5 separate regions of the Mus musculus genome follow, and all the other regions are linked to region 2. The links are chromatin loops, found by intact Hi-C in ENCODE. Cell type or tissue: heart. All regions are shown on one strand. Links, peaks and the distances in the headings refer to the core of each region. The heading gives the core; the rest is flanking DNA.

Region 1 (6,285 bases), core at 833-5,832, 130 kb after region 2:
GAAGACCTGAGTTGGATTCCCAAAACTCACATGGTGGAAAGAGTGACTCGGTCTGCAAGTGGTCCTCTGATCTCCATGTGCATGACCACCAATAAATAGTGAATTAGCTAGAAAGAAGGGAAGGAGGGAAGTAAGACAGGCAAGCAGGCAGGCAGGCAGGCAGGCAGGCAGGCAGGCAGACAGACAGACAGACAGACAGACAGACAGGCTTAGCTTGGTTATCCAGATGATACACCCTCCCCCATCATGAAGCAGGACAACAAACATCTCGAATCCACAGACCCTGTCCACTTCTGTTGGTTACCTTTCTTTTTTTCTTTTTCAGAGTCCCCACTTTTAAATTTAATTAATTAATTTATTTATTTTACTTATTCACTTTACATCCCGCTCACTGCCCCTTCCCCATCATCCTCTCGCAGTCTTTCCCCACCCTCTCCCTCCTCCAAAGCTCTTCTGGAGTCCCACATTTGGTAGGATCAGAGCTGGACTCCCAGGATGGACTGGTCCGTGGAAAGCAGCTTGGAAAGGCCGCTTTCTGACCCCTGCTCCCCTCGGGACATCCAGAACTCAGAATTTACAGTCCCACTCACGCGACTTGAAACCCTGAGGTTTCCCAGTTAACCCGGGCTGGTGGGGTGAGCAGGACACGGGCTGGGTTGCCGCCCATGTTGCCCCTGCAGGGTCCAGCACCAAGCGCGCGATGCAGTGTGTGTGGCGATGGCACCGAGGTGTTGCGGTGTGCACACTGTGCCGCTGCCTTCCACTGGCGCTGCCACTTCCCGACGGCCGCCGCCCGGCCGGGGTGAGTAAGGGGGCACCGGGTGGCAGAGTAGCCAGCGATCTCACCCACCCCGAAGGTTCTCCGAGCCAGTGAGCTTTTCCCACTTCTCTCGGACAGGACCAATCTCCGCTGCAAATCCTGCTCTGCAGACTCGACTCCCACGCCAGGCACACCGGGCGAAGCTGTACCCACCTCTGGGCCCCGTCCAGCACCTGGGCTTGCCAAGGTCAGTGTCTGCTCAGTCCAGGTGAGACCCTGTGGGAGTGGAGGAGAATTTAAACCCATATCCAATAACCGTGTGTCCCATTACTTTTTGTTTGGTTGGGTTTGGGGGATTTGTTTTTTGTTTGTTGTTTTGGATTTTTGTTGGTTTGTTTTGTTTTGTTGAGGTACTACAGATCTCTGGCTGTCTGGAACTTACTCGTAGACCAAGCTGACCTTAAACTCAGAGATCCACCTACCTCTGCCTCCCAACTGCTGGAATTAAAAGCACATGACCCTTATTCCTGGACTAACTTTTTTGTTTGTTTTTAAAAATTAATCATTTTTAATCTTTTTTTTAAAGATTTATTTATTATTATATGTAAGTACACTGTAGCTGTCTTCAGACACTTCAGAAAAGGGAGTCAGATCTTGTTACAGATGGTTGTGAGCCACCATGTGGTTGCTGGGATTTGAACTCTGGACCTTCGGAAGAGCAGTCGGGTGCTCTTACCCACTGAGCCATCTCACCAGCCCCCCTTTTTTATCTTTTAAGATTTCTTTTTTATTTATATGAGTACATCGTAGCTGCCTTCAGACACACCAGAAGAGGGCATTGGATCCCCATTATAGATGGTTGTGAGCGAGCCACTAAGTAGTTGCTGGGAATTGGACTCTGGAAGATCTCTCCAGTCCTTGTTTGTTTGTTTGGTTGGTTGGTTGGTTTTTCAAGACAGGGTTTCTCTGTGTTCCCCTGGCTGTCCTGGAACTCACTCTGTAGACTAGGCTGGCCTTGAACTAAGAAATCAGCCTGCCTCTGCCTCCCAAGTGCTGGGATTAAAGGTGTGTGCCACCACTTCCCAGCCCTTGTTTGTTTTTTTGTTTGTTTGCTTTAAGACTATTGCTGGGATCAAAGGTGTATGTCACTAATTCTGGCTCCTCAATTACTTTTATAAAGTGTTTTTCAATAAACAGACAACTTATTTTGATAAGTTGAATCTATTTAAAAGGGAAAGGCTGGAAGTGGTAGGGCAGGACATTAACCCTAGCCCCCAGCAGTAAAGATAGGTTGGTCTCTGTAAGTTAGAATCCAGTCTGGTCTGTATCGTGACTTCCAGTTTAGTTAGGGCTACGCAGTCGAACCCTTTCTAGACATAACCAAGTATTTTAAAGGGAAACCTTCCAAATAGCTATGAACTCACTGTTGGTACTGGGTTCCTGGGAGTCCGTGGGCCTCAGAGCTCAGAGCTCTGATCAGGGAGCTCTGGACCTAAGAGCAGTTGGCTTAATTTGAAATGAGACGACTGGGAGGCACCCAGGGGCCAGATCGTCTGCAGAACAGGTATCAGAATGGCTGGGACCTCCAGGGCGGCCAACTATTGGCCTGGAGAGAGAGAGAGAGAGAGAGAAAGAGAGAGAGAGAGAGAGAGAGAGAGAGAGTTGGGGAGCAGAGCCAAACAAAGCTGCTGGCTTTTGATGACCCCGAGAGCCACCTACCCAAGTCCTCTACCCAGGTGGATCTCTATGTCACCTCCATTTTTACTAACCAGGCAGGGACCGAGCTTTGTCTGGAGGCCCAAGGAGGAAAGGGCAGTATCCACCTCTATCCACTTGCCATTGCATAATACTGCTAAGACAGACATGGACCCCAGGCTTGGGCCCCTAGCTGTCTCTCAGGTTCATGGGTAAAATGGAGTGATCTTGTAAAGATGTGTTATGCAAGGTGGCAGAGTGTATGCGCAGCTCACTGCTAGATTCCAGCTTTCCCTGATAAATTGCCCCCCTAGTTGCAGGTTGACCTTATCTGATTGAGAACATCTGGGAGGCTGCATCAGAATCTATTGCTCCTAGGATTCTACTGGAGGACCCAGTAAAGCATGGGGCAAGGTTTGCTGAGCCTTTAAAACAGTGGTCCTCAGTGATCCTTTGGTGCCAAATGATCTTTTCACAGGATGGCCCAAGACTGTTGGAAATATCTGAGAGTTGGGATTCGTAACAGTAGCACAATTACAGTTACAAAGTAGCAACAAAAATAATGTTATGGTGGGGGGGGGTGTCATCACATCATGAGGAACTGTATTAAAGGGTTGAAGCATTGGGAAGATTGAGAACCACTGTCCTAGAGTCTAGCCACAAACAGTGAAAGTCACTTCTAGAATGAAGACGAGGATTGAGCAATGGGGCCTCCACTGGCTTCACTGTGAACTCCTGACAGAGCCTGCCACTCCCTGACTGGAGCTCTGTCACTATGGCCAGGGCAGGTCCAACTAAGTTCAGCTCATGTGACTAGTGAAAGCAGAGAGACACTGGCTGGGTGCTAGCCACCGGGTCTCTTTAGGGGCTACAGGGAATATATAGGACAGATTGTTGCCCTCAGCCTGCCTGTGTCCCCAGCCTGAGGTACTAGGTGTGAGTCTGCTCTGTGGTGGAGTACAGTCTACTGCCCCAAGTCCTGCGTCTGGTCCCTAGCCTGCTGCTAGGTTGGGTTGACTATTGATTCTCTGCTTTGGTTCCAGGTAGGGGACGACTCTGCTAGTCACGACCCTGTTCTACATAGGGACGACCTGGAGTCCCTCCTCAATGAGGTAATCTGTCACCTAGTCTGGGCTGTGCTCACAGATTCTTTGCTGCCCCTAGTAGGCAGCACCAGCAGACCAGTGTTACCCTGCCCCCATAGCTGCTCTTCCTAGAAGAGCTTGTTTCCATGTAGGGTGCTGGCCTCCTCCAGGAACCTCACATCTGGGATCCTCACATCAAGACCTCAGAGCCAGGGGGTTTAAGCCCTTGACTTTTCAGGGAAAGCTGGGAGGGTCTTCCAGGGGCCTCTCTCTTACCCCTCCCAACTCAGTTTTCTGTTTCTTGAGGTGGATAGGTGGCCCAGGTCTTTGATTCCCAGTGCTTGAGGTAGATGTAGGAGGACTGTGAGGTGGATACTAATCTGGACTACATTATAAAACCCTATCTCAAAAACCTGAGGGGCTACAGAAATGCAAGAGCATTGTTCTTTCAGAGGACCCAAGTTTGGGGGGGGGGGGTCCCAGCAGCCATGTCAGGTGACTTTTAACTGTTTATCATTCCACTCCAGGGGATCTGAAACCTCTGGCCTCCTCGGGCATCTGTACACACATCACGCACACACACATACTTATACACACAGACACACATATACACATAGGTGCATACACACATGTACATACCCACTTTTTTTTTTTTTTTTTTTTTGGTTTTTCGAGACAGGGTTTCTCTGTGTAGCCCTGGCTGTCCTAGAACTCACTCTGTAGACCAGGCTGGCCTCAAACTCAGAAATCCACCTGCCTCTGCCTCCCAAGTACTGGGATTAAAGGTGTGTGCCACCACTGCCCAGCATACATACATACTTAAAAGTAGTAAATTCCCAGAAACCACATGGTGGCTCACAATCATCTGTAATAGAATCTGATGCCCTCTTCTGGTGTGTCTGAAGACAGCTACAGTGTGTGTGTGTGTGTGTGTGTGTGTGTGTGTGTGTGTGTGTGTGAATATTATGTGTATATGCATATATATAAATTAAAAAATAGTAAGAATGAATTTCTTCTAGAAAATGAAATAGGGCCCCATCTATTGCAAGGGCACAAACTCCTTTGGTCATTCCCATACCCCAGGGAGCCCACATGCCTTCTTCAGTGTCCACTGACATTTAGGGAGACTCAACTGGCTGAGGGACAGAGACCTGCCCTGGGCAGAGGGCCATGCACAGGCAGATCTGCAGAAGCACGAGAGAGAGAGAGAGAGAGAGAGAGAGAGAGAGAGAGAGAGAGAGGATCCAGCATGGGTGGACACTGGAAAAACTGAGGACCTTCTCCAGGACTTCCCAGTCCTGTTGGCAGAGAAGAAGGACCCAGCAGAGGAAGCCACACCCAGGGCCCACAGGCTGCTCTAGAGGAGGACTGGATCAAGAGACCTCCCTTCACTGGCATGTCCCATGGGCCCTAGCTCTCAGTCCCCCTCCTTGAACTAGCGGGTCAGGTTGGGTGATACCTTCATGTCAAGATGGCTCTATGGAGGTGCGACTGCTCTAACCTCCCGTGTCACTCTCTCTCAGCACTCATTTGACGGCATCCTGCAGTGGGCCATCCAGAGCATGTCACGCCCGCTGGCCGAGACACCACCCTTCTCTTCCTGATGACAGGTGGCCCAGGAAGGGGTGGGCAGCACAGCATTGGCTCCCTCCCCACCCAGCCCCATCGGATGAGGCACTCTGTTCTGAGAGGCCTGGGCTGATTAGGACCAAGAGCTGGCAGGTTCTGGCCTGCTGGACTCAGCTTGCAGATGGCCCTGATCTTTGTAGAGATGCAAGGCCACCCCATATCCTGGAATTAAAGTCACTTCTATGTACTTTGAGGTACACCTGGTGGATGTTTGTTTCGGGGGGTATCTATACTCCTGATGCTTAAAACTAGGCCAGGGTGGAAGAAGTTCACTATTTTGGGAAAGGAACACGTTGAAGAACCCTGAGGAGTGAACAGCATCCGGTGCCCTTGAAGCAAAACCTGGGGCCTTGTCATGGCCCCTAAGCCCCTGAGTGGCTTCTTCCCATCTCCACCCCTGTATTAGTCTCCCTGGGCAAGCCCCTTTCCCCATCATTCATTCTTACCCCAGGCCCTTGCCATGTGAAGTTTCCTGTCCTTCTATGCCATGTGTCTATCGTCCTTGAGACCTCAGTCACCCCCAGTGTCCCTTCACTTACTCATTAAAAAAAAAAAAATCAGCACTGGAGAGATGGCTCAGCGGTTAAGAGCACTGACTGCTCTTCCAGAGGTCCTGAGTTCAAATCCCAGCAACTACATGGTGGCTCACAACCATCAGTAATGAGATGGGGCATCTGAAGACAGCTATAGTGTACTTACATATAATAAATAAATCTTTTTTTTTTTAAATCCAATCCCCACTGTACATCTATTACCAAGCATTTTTCCAGGCAGGCTCCAGAGGAGAATATTGTAATTGGAGGCACAGAACCTACGAACACTGCTCTGACCTCAGACAACATAATGGCTGTGAAGCCAGAAACTGCAGGGATCAAAGGAAGACCAAGGGTGTGCTGGGCCATGACTTGGGACCCTGGAGGAGGCAGGGAGCCCATGTGCAGAGGCAAAGCACAGACCCTTGGGTATGGTGAGGGCTGGGGCTGTGTGTTGCTTTCAGAAAGATGGGTTTCCTGGCAGCTCTAAGCTCAGAATTGTGCCCTGGGAACTCTGTAACATATTGAAAAGTCCCAGATGCCAGATGGCAGCTGTTCCTCATCAGGCCCTTAACTAAGATGC
Region 2 (6,285 bases), core at 477-5,476:
CGGGTGGGGCTCTTCCCGTGCGATGCCCATGGGCCCGCCAAGTGCTAGATTTTCCCTAACGTCTACTCACGAAGCTCATGTAGACCAGAAAAACAAGGTGGTCACCACCCCAGCCTTCATGTGTGAGACCGCACTCCACCACATCCACGACGGGATCGGGGCCATGGTAAAGAATGTGCTGGAACTCACGGGAAAGTAATGCCACCCGGACCACGCTTGGCCTCCGTGACTGTGGCATCCCCAGCCGGCGTGTGCTCCATGGCTTCAGCCCGGACACAGGAGCCGCTTAGCTACTAGGAGCATAGACACTTCCTGCCTGAAGGAGGAGCTTAGCCTCTGTATGTCCAGCCTGAGCTTCTACCAGCAGGAAGCTCAGGGACCCTCCCTGGGCCCTGAGCAGCAGCAGGAGCTTCATGGGGTGGGGAGGGAGGGAGCGGGCTTGCCTCACTGCGTGTCCCCATGGAAGATCTAAGCACCTTTCCCAGAGCCTGGTTGAAGGACTTAGGTTCTCCGATCCTGGGTCTGATAGGTCAGGGTACTAAAGCTTTAAAAGAAGAAACCAGTTTAGGTTCTAAGTCGTCTGATAACCAGAGGTGCCTAGTTTGTGGATAAAGAAAAGCTCTCTGATCCAGAGTAAAGACAGCTAACTAAAGCCACGGGGATTCTGTAGTAGGTCCCTGTAGCCACAGAATAAACTCTTCCGCACGATGGAAACTCCTTTCAGCTATGTCTCAGGCCTTGTGAAACTAGTGAACGGTACCCAGTGACATGAGTTGTCAGTGAGTCTCGGCTCTGAGTCGTCAGGAAAAGGGAGAAATCACCGATTGTGGGTCCCTGGAAGGGCCTGCTGGCTGGGTCTGGGAAGTTGCCCCAGGCTGTGAGATTGTATAACCTGGGTAAAGAAGGAAAGTAGAAGACAGTGGTGCCCTGGTGTCAGACTGGTCTGTCAGAGGTCTGTCCTTCTCTGTTCCAGAACATTCTCTTTCAGAGGGCCAGGCAGCCTGAGGGTCCCTTGGCATTGGTAGCAGTGACTACTACAACACTGGCCCTCGGTGAGAACAGCTGTTCCTCTAGCTCAGTTATGTCAGACGCTGGGCAGAAACAGGACTAGGCTAGGCGGCAAGCCTCCATAGCTAGATGTCTGCCATCTCCCAGTGTGTCTATGCATGGGCTAAATTGTCTAAAGACTGATTGCTCCAGGGGCTCCGATTCTTGGTGGTCTGGGTCTCTGGACCTCTTACCACGACCTGTGTATAGCATGCACCTGAACTGCTGGCCAGATAGCCCTTCTGGAGAACCTGAAGAGCTCACTCCTCACTAAAGAAGGGAGGCCAAGGCCAGATCTGTCCTTCCCTCAGCAGAGGGCCTATTGAAGCCTCGTGTATGTATCCAGCCTCTCTTAAGTGAGTTTCCACAGTGAACTACAGAGCCAGCATTGCCCCACCCACATACACAAGTGCCTGCTCCAATTCTCCCAAGGCCGTCCAGGCTGATGACTCCTGCCCTGGGACGTGTGTGGCTCCGCCAGCTGTGACAGCACAACCTTCCCCACCCCACCTGATGTCTTTGCTTCAGTCTCCTGTTAGCCCATCAGGCTGCCCAGCTCTACTGAGTTGGCGTTAGTCACCTCTCCCCACTGGCCGTGGCATCCCCTGGGCAGAGTATCTGTTGATCTCACTGCCCGACTCGGGCCTTTTCTTTGGCAGGAGCCTGAGAAATCCTTCGTTTGGTAAGTAGCACCCATGGGCTTTTTATCCTGCGCTGTTCTCACTGAGGGCCTGGTGTGCAGGCATGCTCCCATTTGCTTCTGCGGAGGGAGGAAGCATCCGCCTCATCACAAAGCCACATCCTTCCCACGCAGACCGGAAGCTGCTTGTTCACTAGCCGTGCTGGCCCTGCTGCTCGCCCACAGGGTGATAGTGCCCCTAAGAACCTGTGGCCACTTCAGTCCCTCCCATGTGGCCTGGGTGTTCTCAGATGTTGCAGGAGTGTAAGGTACACAAGTGGAACCCAAGCTTACGAATGGCCGCTGGCCGGGTTTTGTTCTTTCTCATGTCTGCCACACGCCACAGGGAGCTGAGAGGGAAGTGGACCCAGGAGAGACCTCCAGGGGAAGGTCAGTGCTGCTAGCTGCTGTGCTACACCATGAACATCTTCCCTGGCTCCCCACAGAAGTGACCAAGTGTGACCATCACACTGCGCTTGCCCAGTGAGTTGCCAGTGTGAATCACATCCTTGTGGTGTTGGGCCTGGACTGTCCCAACTTGACAGGCGGTGGGGCCACTTAGCTGAGGCCACATGGAACTATGATGGACTATATTTTTGGGAGGTTAGGAAGCCCTCATCAGGGCCTGACGCAAGAGGTTAGCTGCTGACTCCTAGAAATGATGGAGTCCCCACTGTAAGACCATGATCCCGGCCCTCGTGGGTCTAGTGTGGGCTTGTTGGCAGAGCCTGGGGATTGCGAGCTAACACATGGACAGGGAGGTCAGGGAATGGGTCAGAGATCAACCAAGAAAGGAAGCAAGCCAGGCTGAGTGAGAGGGTGTGCCCCTGAGAGCCAGATTCTTGGAGCAAGTCCTGTTCCTAGAGCCAAATCCACCCAACCGTTAGCAAGGCTGTAGTTTTAGATATCACCACCAGAGGGCGCAGAAGACCAGTCTTGGAGCCTTCTGCAATGTCCCCAGCGCTGACCAAGGCCAAGGGCCTACTGAGATGCACGCTTCCTACACCCTACACCTTACCGACATAAGAAACGCTCCTGGGACCCCAAGTGCCCCTGCTTCCCAAGTCCACTTCACAGGCAGCTCCATCTTAGCCACCAGGTCTCAAGATGAGGCACCCACTGCCTCCACAGGCAGCACCTGCTCCGTGTTTTCTCATCCTTACCTGTGATCTGCCCCAGCCACCCTGAGCACTTGAGCGCCTGCCTCTTCCTCTCTCCTTCCTATTTCAGGATTCTTGTAGCTCTGCCCTGGAATCCTGATTAGGGGTGGTAAGGGAAGGAAGAAAGGACAGACGTACATAGACTAGGAGAGTCGGAGTCTAGTGTGGGTGTGCACACTTTGATAGAGGGCGTCTACAGCAGTCTGGGACCTCATCATGATTATTAGGTACAGCACAGGGGTCAGAAGTAGCTAGCCTCGGTAGGAGATCTCTATAGGCGGGCAGTCTCCGGCTGTAAACACCTGGAAGAGGAAGTCACGTTTACTAGTTTTTGTACATTCTGATTAATCATTCGTCAACGCTCATATTTGGACTCCAAAAAGGGCTTTGCCCACCCTCTTAAGTTGAGGTGTGAGTGATGGAGCCATAGTCAAGAAAGGGTGGTCACGCAGGACTCAAAGGGAAAAGGTCCTGCGCAGTCTTCGGGAAGCCCCGCCCCCGGGGGCGGAGTCCTGAGAGTGTTTTGTTGACACAGCCAAAGCCTCAGCCCCACAGGAGTGGCAAATTTACCCAGGTTGTGTGCCTGAAATCCCAGCACTCAGAGGCAGATAAAGAGAATCAGAAATTTCAGGTCGTTTCCTGCTACATAGTGAACTGGAGGCCAGCCTGGACTACAAGAGACTGTCTCAAAAAAAAAAAAAATCATCTAGTTTTCACCTTCTGTGATTAACTGGGGCTTTCCGAGTTTTGCATTTTATATTTAGGTTTGTGATTCTATTTGAATTAATGTAAAGGGTGACAAGCCTGTGCTATGTTCTTCTTTCTTTTTTCTTTTTGCATTTATATGATGTGGGTTTTTTTTTTTTATGTGCATTGGTGTTTTGCCTCTGTGTGTGTGTGTGTGTGTGTGTGTGTGTGTGTGAAGGAGTCAGATCCCCTGGAACTGGAGTTACAGACAGTTGTGAGCTTCCACGTGGGTGCTGGGAATTGAGTCCTGGGTCCTCTGGAAGAGCAGTCAGTGCACTTAACCCACTGAGCCATCTCTCCACCCCATAGGTGGTGGTTTGAATGAGAAGCGTTCCCTGTAGTCTCAGGTATTTGAACCCTTGTTCCCTAGTTGTTGGTGGTGTTTGGTGAGATTATAGAACCTTTAGGAGATACCACCTTGCAGGGGGAAGTGCAACACTAGGGGGTGGGCTTTGAGGGGTCATAGCCTCAGCACGTTTCCTGTTTTCTCCACCTAGTGAGTGTGGATGCAAAGATGGTGACCAGCCATCTCCTGCTCTGGCTGCCTACTCTGGCTGATGAGGCAGAATAAACTCTTTCATACGGGGAAGGAGAGATGGGGGAGGGTTTTGTGAGGGTGGGACTGGGAGGAGGGAGAGGCAGGCTTCATTCTGGATATAAAGTTAAACAAAGGAATTAATGACAAGTGTTCAAAGAGTGTCCCAGTGTTTATATCCAGAAGCGAAATGAAGTAACTAGTGTGGATATCCACAAGCTGCACTTCTGGAAGGACTCGCCTGCCATCTGCGTTGCCTCCGTCCCATTGTCAAGGCCGACTGGCATTTGCCAAGGCTCCCTGTCTATGTGTCACACCACCACTGTTTCAACTAGACCTGGAGGCAAGGCTCCACATCAAGTCCTGTTGCTCCTCCTGTTTCGGCTTCCTTCTTCGGCATCACGTAAGCTGTCTCGGTACACACTTCGGAAGAGTTCATTGTGAAATAACCTCCTGGCTGGAATTGTGCCAAATCTACGGATGTGTCAGCAGTATCCGCACCTTGACAACACAGCCGCCTCAGCCTTTGTGACCTTGAGCGTGGAATAACTCAGTTTCCTTAGCGCTTGGGTTGATTGGCTGTTGTTTTTGTTTTCCACCAGAGTTTTGTGGAGTTTTTTTTTTTTTTCTCATAGATCTTGTACATATTTTGTTAGGTTTATACCTGTCTCATTCTGCAGGGACTAGAGTCAATGTTGCTATATTTTAAATTTTGAATTTCAGCGCTTTGTTGTTGGCCTATAGGAAAGCAATCGACTTTATATTCTGCAACTTTTCTATGGTGCTTATTAGATCCAGGAGAGGTAGGGGTGTGTGTGTGTGTGTGTGTGTGTGTGTGTGTGTATGGGTGGGTGGGTGTGTGTGGGTGTGTGTGTGTGTTTTGGTTTTCTACAAAGACTATCATTGCATCTACAAAGAGAGTTCCCAATCTGTATCTTTTTTTCCTTTTCTTATCTTATTGCACTGGCTAGAACATCCAGTGTGATGCTGAAGAGGAATGACGAGAGGGGTGTCGCTGCCTAAATTCTCACTATTAAGTGATATTAGCTGTCTGTGCTCTTTAGGGGTTCTTACTGAGTTAAGGAAAGTCCCCTCTAGTATTCATTGTTAGTGTAAAGGCAAGTCCACCTGCCTGCTCTCAGGGACCTAGCAACTGCTTACTTCATCACCTGCCACTCCTCCCACTGCCAGGTGCGCCTGGTGGTTGCTGCTGATAAAAGGACAACCGGCCACCATCTCACAAGTGCTCTCTCTCTCTCTCTCTCTTCCCCCTCTGTCTGCCTGTCTACATGTCCACTTGTGTGTCCCCCGGGTCCCTACTCCCCTCCCTTCCCTCCAATAAACTTCTTTTGCACCAGATCTGTTGCATGGCATGAATTCTCTGGGGAAACACCTTGGCATGTGTCCACCAAAAGTACACCCCTCCCCCCGCTGCATATTTTTTTTTATCATAACACTCATAGCAATATGATTTTCTCCTTTAACCTCTGGTGTGGATGATATACCCCAGATTCCTGGCGTTGGGGCAGGCATTCGCATCTGGACAGTCTCCCTGGGTCAATGATGTTGATGTTTCCTCCGTTGTTGATTTGTATTTGCTAACGCTGGCTGAGGATCTCTGCCTTTGTGAGAGCTGATGATCTGCAGTTTCTGTCTTCTGTAATGTCTGTCTGGTTTTGGTATTAGGGAAACACAGGCCTCACAGATGAGCTAGGGCCCATTCCTTCTGCTTTTGTCTTCCAAAAGAGATAGTAGAAAATTGCATAATGCCCTCTGTAAAGTGTGGGTTTGACCAGTGAGCCTCTGGGCCCACGGAGCTGGGTCTTTCAGTTTGGAAGATTGATAGTAATTTCACTTTCATACATAGATACCTAAATTGATAGATAGATAGACAGACAGACAGTTGTTAGCAACTTCAATTTCATAGACAGAAGACAGATACATACCTAGATAGATAGATAGATAGATAGATAGATAGATGGATAGATACCTGGATAGATGCACACATAGATAGATGGATGTTAGATACATACATATAAGCACACATACACAAATGAGTGGATACCTAGGTAGATATATACACAGATGGGTGATAGATAGATAGATAGATAGAACCT
Region 3 (6,285 bases), core at 601-5,600, 91 kb after region 2:
TCCACAGATGCATAGAAGCCCACCACTGAATCTTGGATTTCCTCAGGACGAGCATCACACTGGGCTAAGCTAATCTCTGCTTTGAGAGTCTTACCTGCCACACGCAGCCTGACCACCTCTTCCAAGATCTTGACTAACTCTGTGGCTGTATTCATAAATACCCGGCATGTGAACTCCTGGGTATCCTGAGGGGTGACATTCTTCAGGTACAGAGAGAAGTTACCCTGCTTCATGGAGTCCAGGGACAGATGGCCCCTGTTCTTGTAGGAACTGTCCACATTGATCCCTGGAGACTTGTAAGGCAGGTAGTAAGTCACCGAAACTTCTGGGTTTTCGATTTGCCAATAGACATACAGACCACTCAAGTTGAAATGGCGTCTGTGGGGGTCAATGCAGCTGAGCACCACATTGCTGCCCACCATTGCACCGACTTCAGTCTCTGCAGAGGCTTCAAAGTGACACAATGTATTTACTTAAGATTCAAACACCAATCCTGCCTCAGCCCACCAAGGCAAGAAAGGAATTCATTACTAAGGTTCATTAGGAGGGCTCGTTAGTGTCTTGTAGCAAACTCAGGTGTGAGGTGCGAGCCTCCACCTAGTGCCAAGGTTGGTTCCCTCCCTGGCTTTGGCAGGCTCTCACCCTTAGCTCTCCTCAAAGGTGGCTTTTATGATTCACCATGCAGAGAGACCAAGAGGGGCATTCCATTGACCCCAAGCAAGAAATGTAAAGAGAAGTATAAAGTTTGGAAAAGCACTTCCCTTTCTGATTGCCAACCCTACATATCAACCTAGGTATGGGGATCCAGCTTTCTCCAGTGGGCCTCTGGGGAGGCTGTAGGGGCAGTGGCCAGGGCTTCCCTAATGTTCTGCATCTATGCGCCACACAGCATGCATCCCAACTTACCAGCACAGAGGCTGCTCAACAGCAGCAAGAACAGACCAAGACCAGAAAAGAACCCGCTAGAAACATGGAGCTTCTTCCAAACAGGCTGCCTGGTTCCCAAGGACACAAAACAGGGACACCTAGGAGAAATGTGAATTCCATTGGAGGACAGCTGGTTGGTTTTCCACTGAGACTTCAGAGAGCCCAACCAGGACCATACTCCCCCCTCCCCCAAACACAAATCCCCAGAGTCTAACAGCTCCCAAACTCAGAAAGATTTGTGTGAGGAGAAAGGGCTCTGAGAGTCCCTGCTTTGAGGTCTGTGCCCCCTCCCTGTGACCTAACCTTCTGTAGAGAAATGGTTACAAGCTGCATTTGAAGGAGATAGAGACACCTGATGGCCCCAAAGGAGACAGGTGAGAACCAGGACTGTCTGAAACCAAACTTGGTGGAATGCCATGTTCCAGGCCCTTGGTGATACACAAAAGACGGTGTCCTATGTATCTCAGCCTAGCTGCCTCCTTTTAGAGGTCTGGTTGGTGGTGGGAGTGAGGGGGGGGGGGGGAGAAGGGTGGTGGGAAGAAGGGCACTTCACCCTACTCTAAAGCAGTCTTGGATACTTTAGCCAGAGTTTGCCTAGTCTCCCAAGGCCGTCTGTTCTATGGAGACTCTCTATAGGGGCTAAGACCCTGCAGCAGGTCACAGACACTTCACAGTTGCCCACACACCTTTTATAAAACCTCACTCTCAGCCAGGCAGTGGTGGCGCACGCCTTTAATCCCAGCACTTGGGAGGCAGAGGCAGGCAGATTTCTGAGTTTGAGGCCAGCCTGGTCTACAGAGTAAGTTCCAGGACAGCCAGGGCTACACAGAGAAACCCTGTCTCAAAAAAACACCAACCAACCAACCAACCAACCAACCAACCAACCAACCAACCAAAAATTCTCCCTCTCTTTCAACAGCAGCCCTGAAATTCTCAGAAGATTGTCTCAAAAGAAACCCTTGGGAAGCCACAGGGAGGGATGGATGGACACACACACACACGCACACACGGGGGGGGGGGGGTGTCCCCAGGAATGATTAGTGGGCAAACCACAAACTCAAGCCAGCCACTGGCCAGCAGGCACTCGGTAGCCTGCAAGGTCTCCCCTTTTCTATCCCTGGAGACTCTGTGGTTAGGACACTTGTGGACTGAGGACCTCAGCAAGTAGCCAGTGGAGATGGAGTGTCTACGGTACAAGTGCCTGAGGGAAATATTTGCAAAACGCCGGAGCGCAAAACTGTCTCTCTCTCACACACACACACACACCCCTCCTACACACCTCCCACTTCCCCTGCCCAGTCTGGATCTGTGAGGGAAGTCAAGTGTACAAGGAGGTGTCCTGTCCCCATGCACTGGGTATCAGCTGGCCTTTGAGGTAACACACATCCTCCCTTCTGGGAAATCAACAGGGAGAAGGGCGGCGGCGGCTAAGCCAGTGCCCATGGCTGCTATGAGTTTTCACCTTCAGTACCGGCTCTTGCCCTTCCTCCGCCTACAGCCGCCCACGCGCCGGGGTCTGGTCCGCGGGTGCAGCGGGTTAGCCCTGCGCCGCCCCCTGCCGTCCAAGCCGGCAGGTCCAGGTGTGGCCGCTAGCCGTCCGGAACTGGGCACATCTGCGCCGGTACAGAGCCGCTGCGCTAGCGTCGGGCAATCTCAGTCCTAGTTCGGGTGGGTCCCCGGCTCCCCCACCCCACTCACGGGACACAACAGCGAACGGACTCACTTTAGCTGCATGGTGCGAGCGCAGACTGCGGGGTGCTGGATTTCGGACGCGGAGAGTTGCAGCGGCTGGGGTTCCGGAGCTGTTGGGGGCCACGAAGAACTGGGGAGCTTCCAGGCTTGGGGCGCTGAAATCTGGGGTTCTTGAGGCTTTGGCGGCAGGAGACCCGCTGTAACTGCGCTCGCTAGCGCTGCGCGCCTGGCTAATTGGGCACAGGCGGGATCCCGCCCTCGGCCCATCCCTCCGGCCACCTCCGAGCGGGGGTTGGAGGCGGGGAGCTCCGCCTCCGCTCTCCCGCTCCCGAAAGTAACCCAATCGGCTGCTGAGCAGGGTCGGAGACTTGGGCATGAGTTACAGGTGCCAGGGTGTGGGGTGGTTTGTGGATCCCGGCGAGGGCAAAAGGAGGGCCGGCTCCGGTGCGGCCGAAAGTCTGGGCACTGAGGCTTAGGGTGAGGGTGGGAAGACAGGAAACTCAGCCGCTGCACCCCCCACCCCCCCCCCCCCCAACGCTGCCCAGAACATTCCCGGCCTGGTCCCTGCGTCCCTCTTTTAGAGCCCGATGTTGGGCCCTGTCTTGTAGAAGATGAACCAAGGTTCAAAGCCCGGACCTGGGGCTGACCAAAGACCGTAGATGATCAGAAAACCTAACGACTAGGAATTAAAAAGTGAAAGCCAGGCGAGTGGGAGGAGAGAGGGGCCAGCAGGAGGGAGAAAGGGAGGAGAAGACGGGCTCCACTCTTGTCCAGATCTCCCATCACCCAACTTCGAAGGCTTGGTGAGGGATAAAGTTGTGGAACACAGAATGAAGTGTCCATTTTCTCCTCCAAAGCCAGCCAGACTTGGCAATCCTGTTCCCAGCCTCGTGCTCTCTGGCACTCACTCTGGGAGAGCCTTAACGGTTCATAAGCGTTGAGCCTGTGTCTAAGCTCAGGACTCTCTTCTCACCCCATTCCCTGCTCTCCCTCAACCCCCACGCCCCCTCCCCGCCCCACCTGCCAGTGAATTGAGAATGCGGGAGGCCAGGGAGAGGCAGGCAGGTGGATCTCTTGAGTCTGAGGCTAGCCTGGTCTACAGAGTGAGTTCTAGGACAGTCAGGGCTACACAGAGAAACCCTGTCTCGAAAAAGAAAAGGAAGAGAAGGTGGAGGAGGAGGCGGGGAGGAGGAGGAGGAAAGAAGAGAAGAGAAGAGAAGAGAAGAGAAGAGAAGAGAAGAGAAGAAGAAAAGAAAAAAGAAAAAAGGAAAAGAAAAGAAAAGAAAAGAAAAGAAAAGAAAAGAAAAGAAAAGAAAAGAAAAGAAAAGAAAAAGAAGCCGAGCAGTGGTGGCGCATGCCTTTAATCCCAACACTTGGGAGGCAGAGGCAGGTGGATTTCTGAGTTCGAGGCCAGCCTGGTCTACAGAGTGAGTTCCAGGACAGCCAGGGCTACACAGAGAAACCCTGTCTTGAAAAAAAAAGAAAGGGAGGGAGGGAGGGAGGGGGAGAGAGAGAGAGAGAGAGGAGAGAGAGAGAGAGGAGAGAGAGAGAGAGAGAGAGAGAGAGAGAGAGAGAGAGAGAGAGAGAGAAACTAAAAATCTCTGGCTCTTGGCTATCAACATCAGGGAGCAGGCCAGGACAAGCACAAAAGAACAGAAGAGACAAGCAGAGGTGGGGACCAGTGCGGCCGAGGTAAGCAGCCTGAGGGTGGGGGTGGGGGTTGGCCCTCCTGCAGGGAGGGGGGCTACCTTCTTCGTGTGCTAGGAAAAAACAGAAGTTATCAGAACTTGACCCCTGGGCTCTGGCAGACATAATCCAGGAGTCAACCCGGAGTCTTGGTAAGTACATCGCACATCGGGAGTGGTGGCCTCACTTGCTCTTCTCCCCCACTAGGTTGGCAGCACTGAGGACTCAGCAGAAGCCCGTGTTGGGGAGTCACCTTGGCATCAATTGGCAGATGGAGCCGATAGGGTACCACCACATCCTATGTTCCAACTCTCCTGGCCACAGGCTCCCCAGCTCTGGTCCACTCCACTCCAGCTGTACAACCCCCAGCACTAATCTCGAGGCTTCTCTGATTGGATAGGCCTGACTTGGCATCAACATCTGGGCCTATCACTGATGCCCAGGGGCCAGAACAGCGCCCCCATTGGCTGACACTTATGCCACTCCTTGCCTTGTGTCCTGATCCTCACTCAGCAGTTCTTCCAGGCAGGCAGTAGAGAGCAAAGGTTGAAGGGGCTTTTATGGCTGACCTGGACTATGCTATGGCTGGCAAAGCGGCAGGGACAGGAGCTCTGCAAAAATTAGTGCCCTGCACTTCCCCACAACATCTGGAATCCCAGAAAGCCAAATGCTGCTAAACAAAGGGACCTTAGCATAGTAAGGAAGTGATTTATATCTTGGCTAGAAATGGACACTAGGCAGAGTTGGGCAGGTGCAGGGAAGGAGCCCCTGGGAGCCTGCAGGAGACCGTGGCAAATACATGGCTGGGCTCAAATCCCACCTTTGCTTCTTGGAAACTATGCACCACCAAGTAAGTTACCCAACACTGATGGAAGAATGGTTCTCAACCTGTAAGCCGCAACCCCTTTGGGATTGAATAATTTGTTTACAGGGGTCACCCAAGACCATCAAAAAACATAGATGTTTATATCACAAGACATAACAGTAACATAACTTCAGCTATGAAGTAGTAACAAAAATAACTTTATGGATGAAAGTCACCACAACTTGAGGAACTGTATTAAAAGATCGCAGTGGTTCAGAGGTTGAGAACCATTGCTGTAAGATACTAAGATTCCTCATGAGTTAATGCACACCCTGAACTGCACAGATCACATTGCTGTAAGATACTAAGTATTCCTCATGAGTTAATGCACACCCTGAACTGCACAGATCACATTGCTGTAAGATACTAAGATTCCTCATGAGTTAATGCACACCCTGAACTGCACAGATCACATTGCTGTAAGATACTAAGTATTCCTCATGAGTTAATGCACACCCTGAACTGCACAGATCACATTGCTGTAAGATACTAAGTGTTCCTCATGAGTTAATGCACACCCTGAACTGCACAGATCACATTGCTGTAAGATACTAAGTGTTCCTCATGAGTTAATGCACACCCTGAACTGCACAGATCACATTGCTGTAAGATACTAAGTGTTCCTCATGAGTTAATGCACACCCTGAACTGCACAGATCACATTGCTGTAAGATACTAAGTATTCCTCATGAGTTAATGCACACCCTGAACTGCACAGATCACATTGCTGTAAGATACTAAGTGTTCCTCATGAGTTAATGCACACCCTGAACTGCACAGATCACATTGCTGTAAGATACTAAGTGTTCCTCATGAGTTAATGCACACCCTGAACTGCACAGATCACATTGCTGTAAGATACTAAGATTCCTCATGAGTTAATGCACACCCTGAACTGCACAGATCACATTGCTGTAAGATACTAAGATTCCTCATGAGTTAATGCACACCCTGAACTGCACAGATCACAACAGATACAGACTTGTGCTTTGGTTTGATTTTGAGACAGGATCTGTTGTGTTTTATAAAAAGAACAAAAGAGAGGGCTGGAGAGATGGCTCAGAGGTTAAGAACACTGACTGCTCTTCCGAAGGTCCTGAGTTCAAATCCCAGCA
Region 4 (6,285 bases), core at 861-5,860, 180 kb after region 2:
ACCTTACCCAAGGCTATAGTTTGTTTAATTTATATAAGTACACTGTAGCTGTCTTCAGACACACCATTAGAGGTCATCAGATCCCATTGCAGACCGTTGTGAGCCACCATGTGGTTGCTGGGATTTGAACTCAGGACCTCTGGAAGGGCAGTTGGTGATCTTAACCGCTGAGCCATCTCTCCAGTCCTGCCCACAGCTATTCTACAAGACTGGAATTTAGGGAACCCTCCCGGGAAGAGACTAGGGAGACCTGAGCCCTTAGAGAGCTACTGAGGCTCGTGTGAGCCCCATACCTGCCCTGGAATGGCTGGGGTATCGGCCTGTGGGCAATGTGCCCCGGTCTGGAGAGGAGACTGTCATTGTCAGTATAGTGTTCTTGGCTGATTGCTGCCCTTCAGGAGGTTCTTGAGGTCGGGACGTTGGCTCCTCAGAGAAGTTTATGAAGGGCTGAGCCCTGGCCAGCCCCACCTCAGATCCCTCTCTAAGCCCCTTATCAGGGTTTCTTACGTGAGCTGCTGCTGGGTCCATCCTCTACAGTGCCTGGATTTTTACAATATTTACAATAGGTGGAGGCTGTTTCTGGTTTCTCCGTGTATGGAGGTCAAGGGTTGTGACTTTGGCTCTGTGGACCTGCAGGCCGCATTGGGGCGGTGGTTTCCTTGGGTAGACGTCTCCCCCCATGGGTCACTGTAAGGCTTCTGTGGGGGTATTGCAGGCCATGTACCCAGCTGCTTCATCTGGCTGGAGCCCCCAAAGCTGCTGGGAGCAGAGTCCTGGAGTGTAAGTGTCATATCACAGCACCCTGGAGGGTTTGGTCTTGAGCACATGGCAACAAGGCCTGTATATTAGGGCTCTAGAGAAACAGAACCAATAGAATGTATATATACTGTAAAAGTGGGTTCGCCAGACTGGCTTACACAAATGGGCTTGGTAGCCTAATTGTCTTAGGGTTTTATTGCTGTGAATAGACGCCATGGCCACAGCAGCTCTTATAAAGGAGAACATTTCATTGGGGCTGACTTACAGTTTCAGAGGTTTAGCCCATTACCATCATGGTGGGAAGCATGGCGGCATGCAGGCAGATGTGGTGCTGGAGAGGTAGCTGACGGTTCTCCATCTGGATCTGCAGGCGCAGGAAAAGACAGTGAGCCACTAGGCCTGGCTCCTGAAACCTCAAAGCCCACCCCACAGTAGCAAGCTTCCTCCAACAAGGCCACACTTCCCAATAGTGTCACTCCCTATGGGCCTGTGAGGGCCATCTTTATCCAGACTTCACCAATAACAGCCATCTGCTGGCTGGGGAGGCTGAGAGCCCTGGAGCTGCTAAATTCACAGCAGCTCCATTCTAGTGCTGAGGGCCTGGAGGATCTTCACGCCACACTGGAAAGTCAGAGTTTGTGTCTGATGTCAGCAGAGGGTGGTAACAGCAGCAAGAAGGGCTGGCAGGCAGCACTGCCTTTTACTTGGAGCACCCAATATCTGGGCTGCCTGCTAGCGGAGGCAGTCCCTGGAGAGGGCCTTCCCCCTTTACTAAGCCTTCCTGGAATAGCCTCGTAGGCTACCGTAAGGCCTCTTAATAATTCTCCAGGTTAATTGACAGGCTCAGGTCTCTCAGGACTGCTGGGAGACACCTGTGCTTGTTCCAGAGTCACCATCAATGTCCATACCTGTTAGTGTGTTCTCCCTCCACCCCCAAAGCAGCGCAGGGCCTGGGGACATGGCAGGCTATAGTTGGACATCTGAAGATTAGAGCAGCACCTACCCAGCCGCTTGCTCAGTCTGGGCGTCTGCTACACAGGGGGTTCTGCAATGGGGAGGCATGAAGGGTGGGCCTGTGTGGCTCATTTTGTTCATGGCCAGGTGGAGTCGGGTCATTGTCATCAGCGTGGACTCAACTCTCAGTATGGAACCCCTGCTAGATTCAGGGTCTACCTGCTTGGCTGCAAGGTGGCTTTGGGCCCTGGTGATAGCAATGGCTTCAGGTACAGAGTAGCCATCTCTTTCCTCTCTTCTCTTGCACCACATCCACCCTTCCAGGGGGTTACACCTCCAGCCTTAGCTCTCCCCGCTGTGAGTTGGATGGGAGGGCACCAAACCCTTGAAAGGCCAATTCCTGTTCTGCTCAAGGGGCTGGATCTGGAAGATTCCAGATGTGGCTGAATGTCCCACGCTCGGCTCCAGGTAGGGATATGAGCTGTGCTTTAGCAGAGGCTGGGAGTGGGGATCAGGGATTGGGGGCTCGGTGCAGCTGGTAGTCTGCCCATCCCTGGGGTATATGTGAGTGTGCCACAGGAGGATGGAAAGCTAGGACGTTACAGGCATGGGGTGTGGTCCTGAGGGAACCTGCTGGGCATTTCCAGAATCTTACATCCTGGAACGAGGAAGTGGGCCTGGGACACAGACACTGGTAAAAACAGTTTATTAAGAGAGAAAGCACTCCCAGGTTTCGAAGTGGGCCAGCGGTGGAGCAAAGCCAAGGGCCCAGCTGCCCTGAACCTTCAGCATTAAGACCCTTACAGGTCATCTACAGAGCCAGCAGGCTTCTTTGGCATGTTCTACCTGTCCCTCTAAGGGCCCTTCTAGACTTTTTTTGCTTAGGTTGCTTTACATATGCTAATCTTGGGGCCTTTCCTGGCTCGTTCTCTTATGGCAGGTGTAAGGTCACCCCAAGGCACCAAGGTGGCCCTGCCTAGGTAAGCTACAGGGCCTCCCCCAATTAATGGCTCTAACGAAGACAACTTTACCAATGGCATCTGGCGCCTCAGAATGACGAGCAACAGTCACTCAGGTGACATCCCTCTCCTGAAGAAGAAAGAAAAAGGACAGTGTCCTGACCAGCCTTGTCCTGAAAAAACAAAAAATTCCATTCTCCCAGGCTATGTCTAAGGACAGCTGGGACACAGTGCCCCGTAAAGATATTCTAGGCATCTCCAAGGGTAGGCTTGATACAGTGATACTAGGGCTCCCCCTAGCGGCTGAGAAACAACATGAACCTCAACGTCAAGGCCCCGAGATGCTTCCTGTCCCAGACCTTCCAGCTCAAACAGAAAGTGCTTTATTGGAGGGTATGGCTCCTTCAGGCCTCCCTTGAGGAAGGGTCAGACAGTGCCCAGAGCTTTGGGCCTCAGCAGGTAAGTCCCAGGGACCATGCTGGTGGGCAGCATTTCTGCCAGCCCTCAGCACAGGAGAGGGGTCTGCTTTGCTGGCAGCCACTGGGCCTGCTTTGAAGGCTTTCCAGGTAGGGCTGTGTTTCCTCAGGATATAAAAGGGTCCAGATACTGGGGCGTCTGAAATCACTCCATGTCTTCCTGGGGCTCCGGCCTGTGCAGCGCCTGTAGCCGGCTGCCCACGGTCTGCTGGACAGTCTCCAGCCCCTCCGTATCCAGCTCCCGCAGCAGTAGCAATATGGCAGTCAGGATGTTCTGGGGACAGAAAGAATGACCTAAGACCTGGCTGGTGGCATCCTTTACAGGATAGAAAGCCTCAGACCTTCCAGGAAGCCACAGTACAGACCCTGGTACACTGTTCCCTATCCAGTTGCAGCCAGGCTTGGGTCTGAGGGTCCTATGCCCCTCAGAGTGGTATCCTCATACAAAGTGGTGGAGCGGGGTGTTTCCAACCCAAAGGTGAGAGGCATGCATAGCTGAGGGGCAGCACCGGTGGCTCACTGGGAGGAACAGGCCAGGAGTGAGTAACTTACTTTAGCTTCTGACCCCTGACCTCTATAGCATACTAAGGCCTCTGCAAACCCTTGTGTGTGTCCTTGTTCTACAGATGCAGGTCCAAGGCAACCAGCTGAAGGTGGACCTTGTTCACTAGGCAGGAGCACCTACTGTAGCAGCAGGGAGGAGGGTGCCCGGTAGGTGTGGGGAGACAAGTGCTTTCTGGCAATTGAGGACCTGGTGAGGGAAGGGAGACTGTGAACACAGCTCTGCTCTTGGAATAGAGAGAGAGAGAGAGAGAGAGAGAGAGAGAATGTGTGTGTGTGTGTGTGCACGCGCGCACGCGCGCTGGGGTAGGGAACAGCAGCAAGTGAAGAGGGAAGGGATCCTGAGGGGACAGTGACCTAGTGAGGCGGTGCTCTGGCATGCTGGAGTAGGAAGCAGAACTAAGCTCAGGTGCTGTGGCTGACACTCCTGCCTCATGGACCGCACTCCTCCTATGAGTTCAGCTCTGACCCCGTGTTATCTCCACCCATGGAAGCCTGCCTTCTGCTGCTGTCTGGAGAGAGGGGGCAGTGGTCACTCACCCTATTCTTGTGACTCCTCATCGTGTCCCTTGGTGAGAAGGAAGGAGACTGGTCTGTGGTAGTCTGGCCCTGGACTCTGTTGGTGAGAGGAGACACTTAGGGTATGACAGTCACAGGGCTCTGAGCACCACTATCTCTAGGCCACGGCACACTAGCATGTGGTCCTAGCCCAGAGCAGGAGACAGAAAGCAGGCGCCCTCAATCTAGGTACCTTTATAATGGCCAGTGTGCAGAATAGGGGCCCAGAGCCACCAAGAGCAACTTCTCTCTGCCCAGGGCTCCCACTGGCAATGCTTTCCACCCAGGGTCTCAGGAAAGGCCCAGAAGTGACCCAAGTGAGACTCAGAGCCCAACAGTGGCCTGTCGCCACTCCCACAGAGTTCATCTCCAGTTCGTCAGCTATGGCCCCTCTAAAGGACCCACGGCCTGGTGTGCACAGACAGGTTCTTGAGGTCACGCCCCCCCCCCCCCCCCAAGGAGATGGGAAGTCTCCCTCTCCTGCCTGAGGATACCCTTGGGGCAGTGCGGGCTTGCTTCCCCGCAGGCTTACTCTGTCTCCTCTGTGTAGCTCAGCAGGTGCTGGCTGGTCTCAGTTGCAGAGCTGACAGAGTTGAGGGCGTAGGGGGGCTTGGGACAGCCATTGCCTGCACCTTCTCTGTGCGGGGCGGCAGTGATCTCATCTCCCTCCATCAGCGCGCGGGTCAGCTCTTCCTCGGTCACAGCTTGTGGAAAGGACAGGAAGGGTACGGCATCAGGTCTGTGCAGCATGGCCTCCACGCAGTGCCTCCTCCAGGCTTCAGCAGGCCTACTGCTGTGTGCACCATGTGCTGGAGAGGGCAGAGGCGCTGCCCCTGGGGACAGTTAGTCCTGCTCTTTCCAATCCCCAGCCCCAGAATGTGTGACACCTGTCAGAAGGGCAAGGGGTGCTTGCGACCCTCCAGGCGCAGCATCTAAGAGCAACACTTCCAATCCAGGTAAACCTCTGTGGTGCTGGGGTTGGACCCAGGGCCTTGCAAATGCTAGCGGGTTCTCTGCTGTCAGCCTGGAAGTTTTAAAAGGAATGGAGTTCACCTATTTACCCTGCTTCACTTTTTGTTTAGTAAGTGTCTGGGAGAAGACAACTGTGTGTAACTGAGGAGGATCAGAAACTGTTAAGAACATCATCTCCGCTGGACAGATGGCTCAGTAGTTAAGAGCACTGACTGCTGTTCCAGAGGTCATGAGTTCAAGTCTCAGCAACCACATGGAGGCTCACAACCATCTGTAATGAGATCTGATGCTCTCTTCTGGTGTGTCTGAAGACAGCTACAGTGTACTTATATATAATAAATAAATACATCTTAAAAAAATCATCCCATGGAGTCAGTGAGATGGACTCTGCCAAGAGTCCAGGGCAGGGCTGTCCACCATGACAGAGGGGCATGCAGACATAGCGTCAGTGGGCATGGTGTGGCTCCAGAGGTCTGGCTGCCAGCTGAGACCACCACATGCTGCCTGGTCACTGTGCATTCTCACCACGGCACAGGGATTTTTCTTATGGAGGGAGGCAGAAGGAGGAGACTGTTGAGGCACGTAAGCCCAGGTGGGATTATGACAGGACCCCTGAGGGTACTAAACCCTGCAATGGCATGTCTGAAAGGGAACACTCTCACAAGGACTGAGCAATGGGTACACTGGGGGCTGCAGAAGATGGGGAGGAGGGGTGCCTCCTCAGTGGTTCCTTCAGGAAAAACTGGGCCCCACCTCAGTTGCCAGTGGGTGGCCATGCCAGAGCCCACCTTGGTTGTCTAGCTTCTGCAGGTGGGGCAGGTTGCGCAGCACGGTCATGCGGTAAAGGTGCGGGCTGGTGCCACAGCACGGGTTCTCGGCCAGCCAGAGCACCCTGAGGTGTGGCAGGTCTTTCAGGTAGAACAGCTCGTTCAGACTGGGGATGCGGTTCCTCCTCAGGTACAGCTCGCTCAGGCGCCTGCAGCTGCGCACCGGTTCCAGGGTGGAGACACTGTTGACACTGCAGGGACCAGCACACTGTCAGGGAT
Region 5 (6,285 bases), core at 851-5,850, 530 kb after region 2:
CCTTAAATCCCAGCACTTGGGAGGCAGAAGCAGGTTCAAGGCCAGCCTGGTCTATAGAGTGAGTTCCAGGACAGCCAGGGCTACACAGAGAAACCCTGTCTTGAGAAAAAAAAAAAACTAAATAAAAAAAAATTTTAAATATCATTTTGAAGCTATGTAAAGCTAATATTCACAACTAAATTGGCTATTGGTTCTAAGGAACTGCTATCATCTCCTTTGAATCCATGTTCGCCTGGCTTCTGCCCAGGAACAGCTGAAAGCTACAAGGCCCACTTGAGCCCACTCAAGTTCAGAGTTCAACATTTAGAGATTCTTATGTCTAGTTTCTAGTAAAGCATGGCGGGGGGGTGGGGGGGGAACGGACACACCGTAATTCACAAAAGTAACTCACATGATCAATGCCTCCCATTCAAAAAAATTCTCTTCATTCATGGGGCCTGCAGGGAAGAAAAAAACACATCCTAATTAGAAGACAGCTTTGGCAACTGGAAGGACACCATAATGAAATTACCCAAGCCCCTTACCTGCCACGATTCCTTCTGGAGGATTCAGGGTTAATTCTATAAAGGGAAAGAACATAGCCATTACCAAACAGAATGTGTGCTACATTGTCACTTAGCAAAGCACTTCCTTCCATGAATCATATAAACTACAGATTACAGGGGACACTTCTTCCAAAAGGGTGCCTCTTGGTCCCCAGATAAGTGCCCAGGCCTGAAACCAATATGGCTCTGAGCAGCCCTTTACACCAGTAAGAAGTGGAAATAAAGGCGGCAGACTGCCTCTCAGAGTGCTCCTGCCAGCATCTCTGACAAAGGCTCAGAGATCTAAAGTGGGGTATTCTTTAATTAAATGGCATTTCCTAACATTTTAAGAATTGGCACAAACCTCTCTGAATGTGACAGGGCAGAAGGATGAGAGGCCAAGCTCAGGCTGCAGGGAGACTGACATAATCAGATCCACTCTCTAGGTCAGCGATTGATTGTGCCACCACCCAGCACAAGCTCAGACAATGGCAGATGAGCCCACTACAGCATCACAGCCACTTAAGGTCACCTGCTGAAGACCAGTGTCTAGCTCTGCCACCAGGTGGCATGTCAACTCTTGGCAGCATGACTTTTACCTATGTCAGGTTCTGGTCTGGGGTGTGTCCCTAAGAGTCAAGGTTCAAAAGCAGGGTAGCAGGAGTGGGGGTGGGGAAAAACACAACCTTTGTGAGAGGTGGGGGCATGACAAAGTGTGTGACACTGGGTGTGTGACACCACAATTGGTGGTAACTACTCTCTGGTTTCCTGCTCCAGGTGTGATCACACCCTCATGTGCGACCCTGCACTCAAACCACAATGTGGGCCACCCGCTGCTCTCCCACTGACCCTGCTCTTGTACTTTGAAATCCAAAAATGTGAGATTAAAAAAAAAAAAACAAAACAAAAACAAATAAACAGCAACTGAGTATCACTATATAAAGCCTGGCCTGGCCGAAACTCATTATGCCCCAGGCTGGCCTCAAACTTGCAGCTACCTCTGGCCTCTGCCTCCCAAATGAGAAATGTCTGTGTGCGCACCACTGTGCCCAAATGAACAGTTCTGTTTCATAAAGTCACTCATATCCAACACTGTGTGGTAATGACCAACAAATGAACACAGCCTGTGGACACATTTGGAAAAATGGCAAATGGAAGGAGAAGGAACAGCCACGTTAGGACAAGTCAGAACACAGTAAGGAAACCAGGGCAGAATGCAATCTGCCAAGGACACAAAAGACCTACAGAGCCAAATGATGGTCTCTGAAAAACCAAAACATTAATAAATCTCTGCCAAGTAAGATTAAGGCAAAAGGACCAGATACAGAGATTGGAAACAGATCATTCAAAGAAACTGAAAGCCAATAGGAAATGGTGAGCTGGTCAAAGTTGCTGAGGTCAGCATCCATCCATCCATCCCTGAACTAGTTTCCACACACGAGCACTTAGAGCATGAGTCTTGCACAGTGCAAACTCTCAAGAGAGAACACGCGGCCACAGAGAGACATGCATGCTCTAACAGGAACATACTAGATGAATGAGGTTACCTTTGATTTCACAGAAAAATCAGGGCAGGGAGTACTTGCCACTGCCCACCTTGCTGCCCCTTGCAGTAGATTATACCTAGTAAGCTGTGGAGAGGGCAAAGTGAAAAGACAAAAAGGGGTGGGGGTGGGAAGGAACGTCCAACATCGACAGCACATCCTGTTGTGGATGCATTCAGCACAGGGAACTACAGCAGGCCCTGGAAGGGGCCAGAAGTCCCACAGCATGAACCTCTAAGTCCATGCCGACTCTCAACTGTGTGTGTGCACTCACTCAATCCATTACCAAAGGGCTGGGACAGCTATACTGTGGGGAAACCTGCAAAGGAAAACAACGCCAGACCATCTAAGGGGCTTTTGGCCATTAACCCAAAAAAAAGGAAAGAAGAGTAAGTTGAAAGACACACAACAGAGGGCGTGACTACGGAGAGGTCCAGCAGGGGATGGCCTGAGTCTGATGCCCAGTGCATGCGCACACAATGGAAGAGAGAACACAGTTCCCACATGAGTGCCATGGTGTGAGCACTTCCACACCCCCAGCACACACAATAATTAACATAAATAAGAATATTGGTGGGAGAAAGTGAACCAGGGGCTGGAGAGATGTGGCAATTAAGATTTTTGAAGAGGGCTGGAGAGATGACTCAGCGGTTAAGAGCACCGGCTACTCTTCCAGAGGTCCTGAGTTCAAATCCCAGCAACCATATGGTGGCTCACAGCCATCTGTAATGAGATCTGATGCCCTCTTCTGGGGTATCTGAAGACAGCTACAGTGAGCGAGCAGGGCCTGAGCCAGAAGAAAAAGTGTCTGAAGACAGCTATAGTGTACTTACAAATAATAAAAAAACCTTTAAAAAAAAAGATTTTTGAAAAGAGCCAGACAGACAGAAGGGTAAGAGCCCTGGTACAGATAGATGTGTGTACACTTCAAAGAGGCAAGGAGGCGGACATCAGGTACCATGAAGGCTACGGGCACACACTGGCAACACAGCTAGCTCTACAGTGTCCCTCTGGAGCTCCTCACAGGAACAGACTGGATAAAGAACAGAGCAGTCGGGCCAGGCATGGTGGCGCACGCCTTTAATCCCAGCACTCGGGAGGTAGAGGCAGGCGGATTTCTGAGTTCAAGGACAGCCTGGTCTACAAAGTGAGTTCCAGGACAGCCAGGGCTATACAGAGAAACCCTGTCTCGAAAAAAAACAAAAAACAAAAAACAAAACAACAACAGAGCAGTCTGCAGAGCCTGTACATTCTCAGTCGTCAGAATCTAACACTCAACAAAGGAGGCAGATAGATTCTGACCTGCTGAAATGTAGGGGTGGGGAAGAGGCCTGGTGCTGTGAACAAGGGGCACCGAGGGCAAAATGCAGCCAAGCTGTATGCTCTGTGGGAGTCCCCTTTAGACTGTCCCTGAATACTCTTCCTTCAAGCCTGCATCTAGAGACCAGCAATGGAGACCCAGGCTCAACACAGCCTGTGCCATCCCAGTCACTTTGCTATCCAGCAGTGACCCCTGCTGGTCAGGGAGGAACTGCAATCAACAGCAGGCAGTCTTCAGGACAATGTGCACTGGTTAACAATCATAAAACCACACACTTCCACATTCAGTGATAAACACAAGTTCCAGAAGAGAAACAATTACTAAACATATCCGAAGCTTTCAAAAACCATTCCCTTTAAGTGGTGATTTTTTTAAAAACTATTTTTCTTAAAGGTAGCTTAAATAGCCATCTCACAAACAAACTATAAACTGTTCTCGAATTTGGTGATTCCATTTCTAGAAGCCTTGACTGGTAAAAACAAGAAAGAGGGCTGGTGAGATGGCTCAGTGGGTAAGAGCACCCGACTGCTCTTCCGAAGGTCCAGAGTTCAAATCCCAGCAACCACATGGTGGCTCACAACCATCCCCAACAAGATCTGACTCCCTCTTCTGGAGTGTCTGAGGACAGCTACAGTGTACTTACATATATTAATAAAATAAATCTTTAAAAAAAAAAAAACAAACAAACAAAAAAAAAAAAAACAAGAAAGATGGCTGCAGAGGTTACTCCTACACACTGCACAGGAAGCTCCTGGACACGCCGAGGAGACAACCAGATGGAGAAGAAACTACATGTCAAGTAAGGTCAGGTCCTGATCCATCCTCCCACGTCCTCACTGAGGCCTCGGATAAGCAGGGTCTAGAGGGTGAGTTCCAGGTCAGCCAGGACTACATGGAGAAACCCTGAGCTGAAAAACAAACACAAGGGGCAGAGTGGTGGAGCACCGTGCCAGTGAGACTAGACAGAGCTATACCGAACAACTGGGTAGTTCCTTTTACACTAACAACTGGGTACTTCCTTTTACACTAACCAGGCGTCGGTGCAGAAGAAACCAAAGTGAGATGCCACAGAGACGAGCACACAATGTTCACAGCAGGTCTTGTTGTCACAGCCAAAAGTTGGCAGCACCTCAATGGTCATCAAGAAGCCAATGTTTAAACAGTGCAGCCTGACCATGCAATGGGCTATGACTCTATATTACAAAGGACACTGCTGGGCTGGGGAGACGACTCAGCAGTTAAGCGCACTGGCTGCTCTTCCAGAGGACCCAGGTTCAGTTCCCAGCAACCACACAGCAGCTCACACCTTCAGTTGCAGGAGATCCAACTCCCTCCTCTGAATTCTGCAGACACTAGGCATGCGCCTGGTACACAGACATATGCACAGGAAAAAGACCAAATGCACAGAATAAAATTAAAACCTTTAAAAAGAAAAGAAACAAGCCAGTGCTCCCTTGTCTGTGAATATTTACGTCAACAGAGGTCTGAAAATATCAAAATATCAGTGGAAATTCCCAGAAGTAAACAACCAATATATTTTCAATGGCGACTCAGAGAACTATAGTGGAATCTCACTCCACCCTGCTGAGCCCTGCCAGGACTTTTACACAACAGCTGTAACTGCCCGTTCTATTTCATCACTTGCTGCTGGAAGGGTAAGGGTACACTGCAGCACAGACAAGCTCAGCACAACTGTGCTGAGTGCAGAGGCCCGAAGAAGGGCGCACCAAGACTCCAGTGAGTGAAAGCAAATCGGTGCTACCTAGGAGGGGCAGGGGGGAGAAGGGACAGAGCAGTCCCAGGGCAGGGCGGGGCACTCCAAGGATGCTATTATTCACAGCATGGATGTGACACACTCAAACATACAGGATCCTACAGTCCAGCGAGAAAAAGTCAGCGCTGTGTAAAGCCTGCCAGAGGCAGACGTTTGGCAGAAAAGGCAGAGATGGCCTTTTGTGTATGTGAAAGGATCCCGCTGCCTCACTTGCAATCACTAACATACAGTTCAAGCCACCAGGATGCCATCTAACACCTACCAGACAAGGTGAAGACCCCAAGGATAACGTATGAGTGAAAAGCCTGAGCAGTAGCACACACTTAACTCAGCTGTGGTGGCCATGACACACACACCAGAAGAGCCACAGTGACCAACAGGTCAGCATATCTTGTAACGCCGGCTGCTCACACAGATGCGGCACGGCTCTAAATTATGCTTCCAATGCAAACCTGCACATGTCCACCAGGAGATTTTCAAATCTGCTCACAGTACTTCTAAGAGTCAAACTGCAAGTAACTTCAGTGTCTGCCAGGAGCAGAACAGAGGGATGCTGGCTTGTTCATAAAGAGAAATCCACTGAGCAAGGAGAGGAGGCTGCCGTCACAAGCTTCAAGAGAAAGGAAACTGACACAAGGCTGGTAAGAGCTCCCAGGGCAAAGCAAAGAACACACACACACACACACACACACACACACACACACACACACATATATATATATATATATATATATACACTGTACAACTTCTATTAAGACAGACAAACGAAAACCACACAGTGTCCAGAGACAGAACGGCAATAGAAAGAGAAAGAATGACAACTCGGTATGTCGCTAACTCTTGGTGGTGCTGGGAAGATGAAGACTCTAGGTCACTGTCCTGCTCTGCTCTGCAAGCAGGGTATCATGGACACCGAGTTATTCAGCTGGCCATCACTGTAACAAAGTGCCTGAGGAAAGTCACCTGAGATGAGAGAATGCCTGCTTATGAAAAGGCAGTGCATCATAGCAGGGAGCAGCAGCATGGCCAGGCAACAAGCAGGGGAGGCACTGAGAGCAGATCCTTAAGGGGAATGCAGGGACCCAGCCTTTCTACTTCTCCCGTGTCTGGCCTTAGGTGAAC

What was found. Hi-C counts contacts between places; a loop is a spot of excess contacts. Peaks named below come from ENCODE experiments on the same cell type or tissue, not always from the same donor. Only the 100,000 strongest peaks of a DNase experiment are listed, where the experiment ranks them.
Region 1: it touches region 2 in a loop (5-fold over the local background); 39 of 42 quality-filtered maps call a loop at or near these places.
Region 3: it touches region 2 in a loop (6-fold over the local background); 17 of 42 quality-filtered maps call a loop at or near these places.
Region 4: a loop joins it to region 2, with 5 times the contacts of the local background. A loop is called at or near these places in 8 of 42 quality-filtered maps.
Region 5: it touches region 2 in a loop (2.3-fold over the local background); 6 of 42 quality-filtered maps call a loop at or near these places.

What each region holds. Positions count from the first base shown.
Region 1 is chr10:78,029,103-78,035,387 of GRCm38, reverse strand. Aire (autoimmune regulator (autoimmune polyendocrinopathy candidiasis ectodermal dystrophy)) reads left to right here. Exons shown (of 14, transcript NM_009646.2): 11 at 681-802; 12 at 899-1,007; 13 at 3,499-3,567; 14 at 5,064-5,366. The coding sequence ends at 5,144. Among named protein-coding and RNA genes, the nearest start is that of Aire, 11 kb to the left of the region's middle. In heart, for the core only: no CTCF peak of the experiment used is centred there; no DNase peak of the experiment used is centred there; H3K27me3 peaks cover 153 bases.
Region 2 is chr10:78,156,504-78,162,788 of GRCm38, reverse strand. It overlaps Gatd3a (glutamine amidotransferase like class 1 domain containing 3A), which reads left to right. Exons shown (of 7, transcript NM_138601.3): 7 at 71-723. The coding sequence ends at 199. Among named protein-coding and RNA genes, the nearest start is that of Gatd3a, 10 kb to the left of the region's middle. In heart, for the core only: a CTCF peak has its summit at 2,630 (motif pointing right); DNase peaks (open chromatin) are centred at 1,386, 1,868, 2,658, 3,378 and 1 weaker place; H3K4me3 peaks cover 826 bases; H3K27ac peaks cover 455 bases.
Region 3 is chr10:78,065,901-78,072,185 of GRCm38, reverse strand. Icosl (icos ligand) reads right to left here and starts at 2,818. Exons shown (of 7, transcript NM_015790.3): 1 at 2,651-2,818; 2 at 907-1,025; 3 at 95-448. The coding sequence starts at 2,661. Gm51775 (a long non-coding RNA gene) reads left to right here and starts at 1,711. Exons shown (of 3, transcript XR_003948913.1): 1 at 1,711-1,726; 2 at 4,245-4,311; 3 at 4,513-6,226. In heart, for the core only: a CTCF peak has its summit at 2,486 (motif pointing left); DNase peaks (open chromatin) are centred at 2,515, 2,915, 3,455 and 4,715; H3K4me3 peaks cover 1,828 bases; H3K27ac peaks cover 1,364 bases; H3K27me3 peaks cover 3,054 bases.
Region 4 is chr10:77,981,556-77,987,840 of GRCm38, reverse strand. Cfap410 (cilia and flagella associated protein 410) reads right to left here. Exons shown (of 7, transcript NM_026431.2): 4 at 6,028-6,257; 5 at 4,800-4,971; 6 at 4,250-4,325; 7 at 2,403-3,422. The coding sequence ends at 3,294. Pfkl (phosphofructokinase, liver, B-type) reads left to right here. Exons shown (of 22, transcript NM_008826.5): 22 at 1-894. Gm51807 (a long non-coding RNA gene) reads left to right here and starts at 3,417. Exons shown (of 3, transcript XR_003949012.1): 1 at 3,417-3,859; 2 at 4,526-5,223; 3 at 5,350-6,029. In heart, for the core only: a CTCF peak has its summit at 2,977 (motif pointing left); DNase peaks (open chromatin) are centred at 1,464, 2,061 and 3,052.
Region 5 is chr10:77,625,001-77,631,285 of GRCm38, reverse strand. It overlaps Ube2g2 (ubiquitin-conjugating enzyme E2G 2), which reads right to left. Exons shown (of 6, transcript NM_019803.3): 2 at 525-560; 3 at 392-437. Among named protein-coding and RNA genes, the nearest start is that of Ube2g2, 5.8 kb to the right of the region's middle. In heart, for the core only: CTCF peaks have their summits at 1,090 and 3,594 (motif pointing left); DNase peaks (open chromatin) are centred at 3,575, 4,432 and 5,155.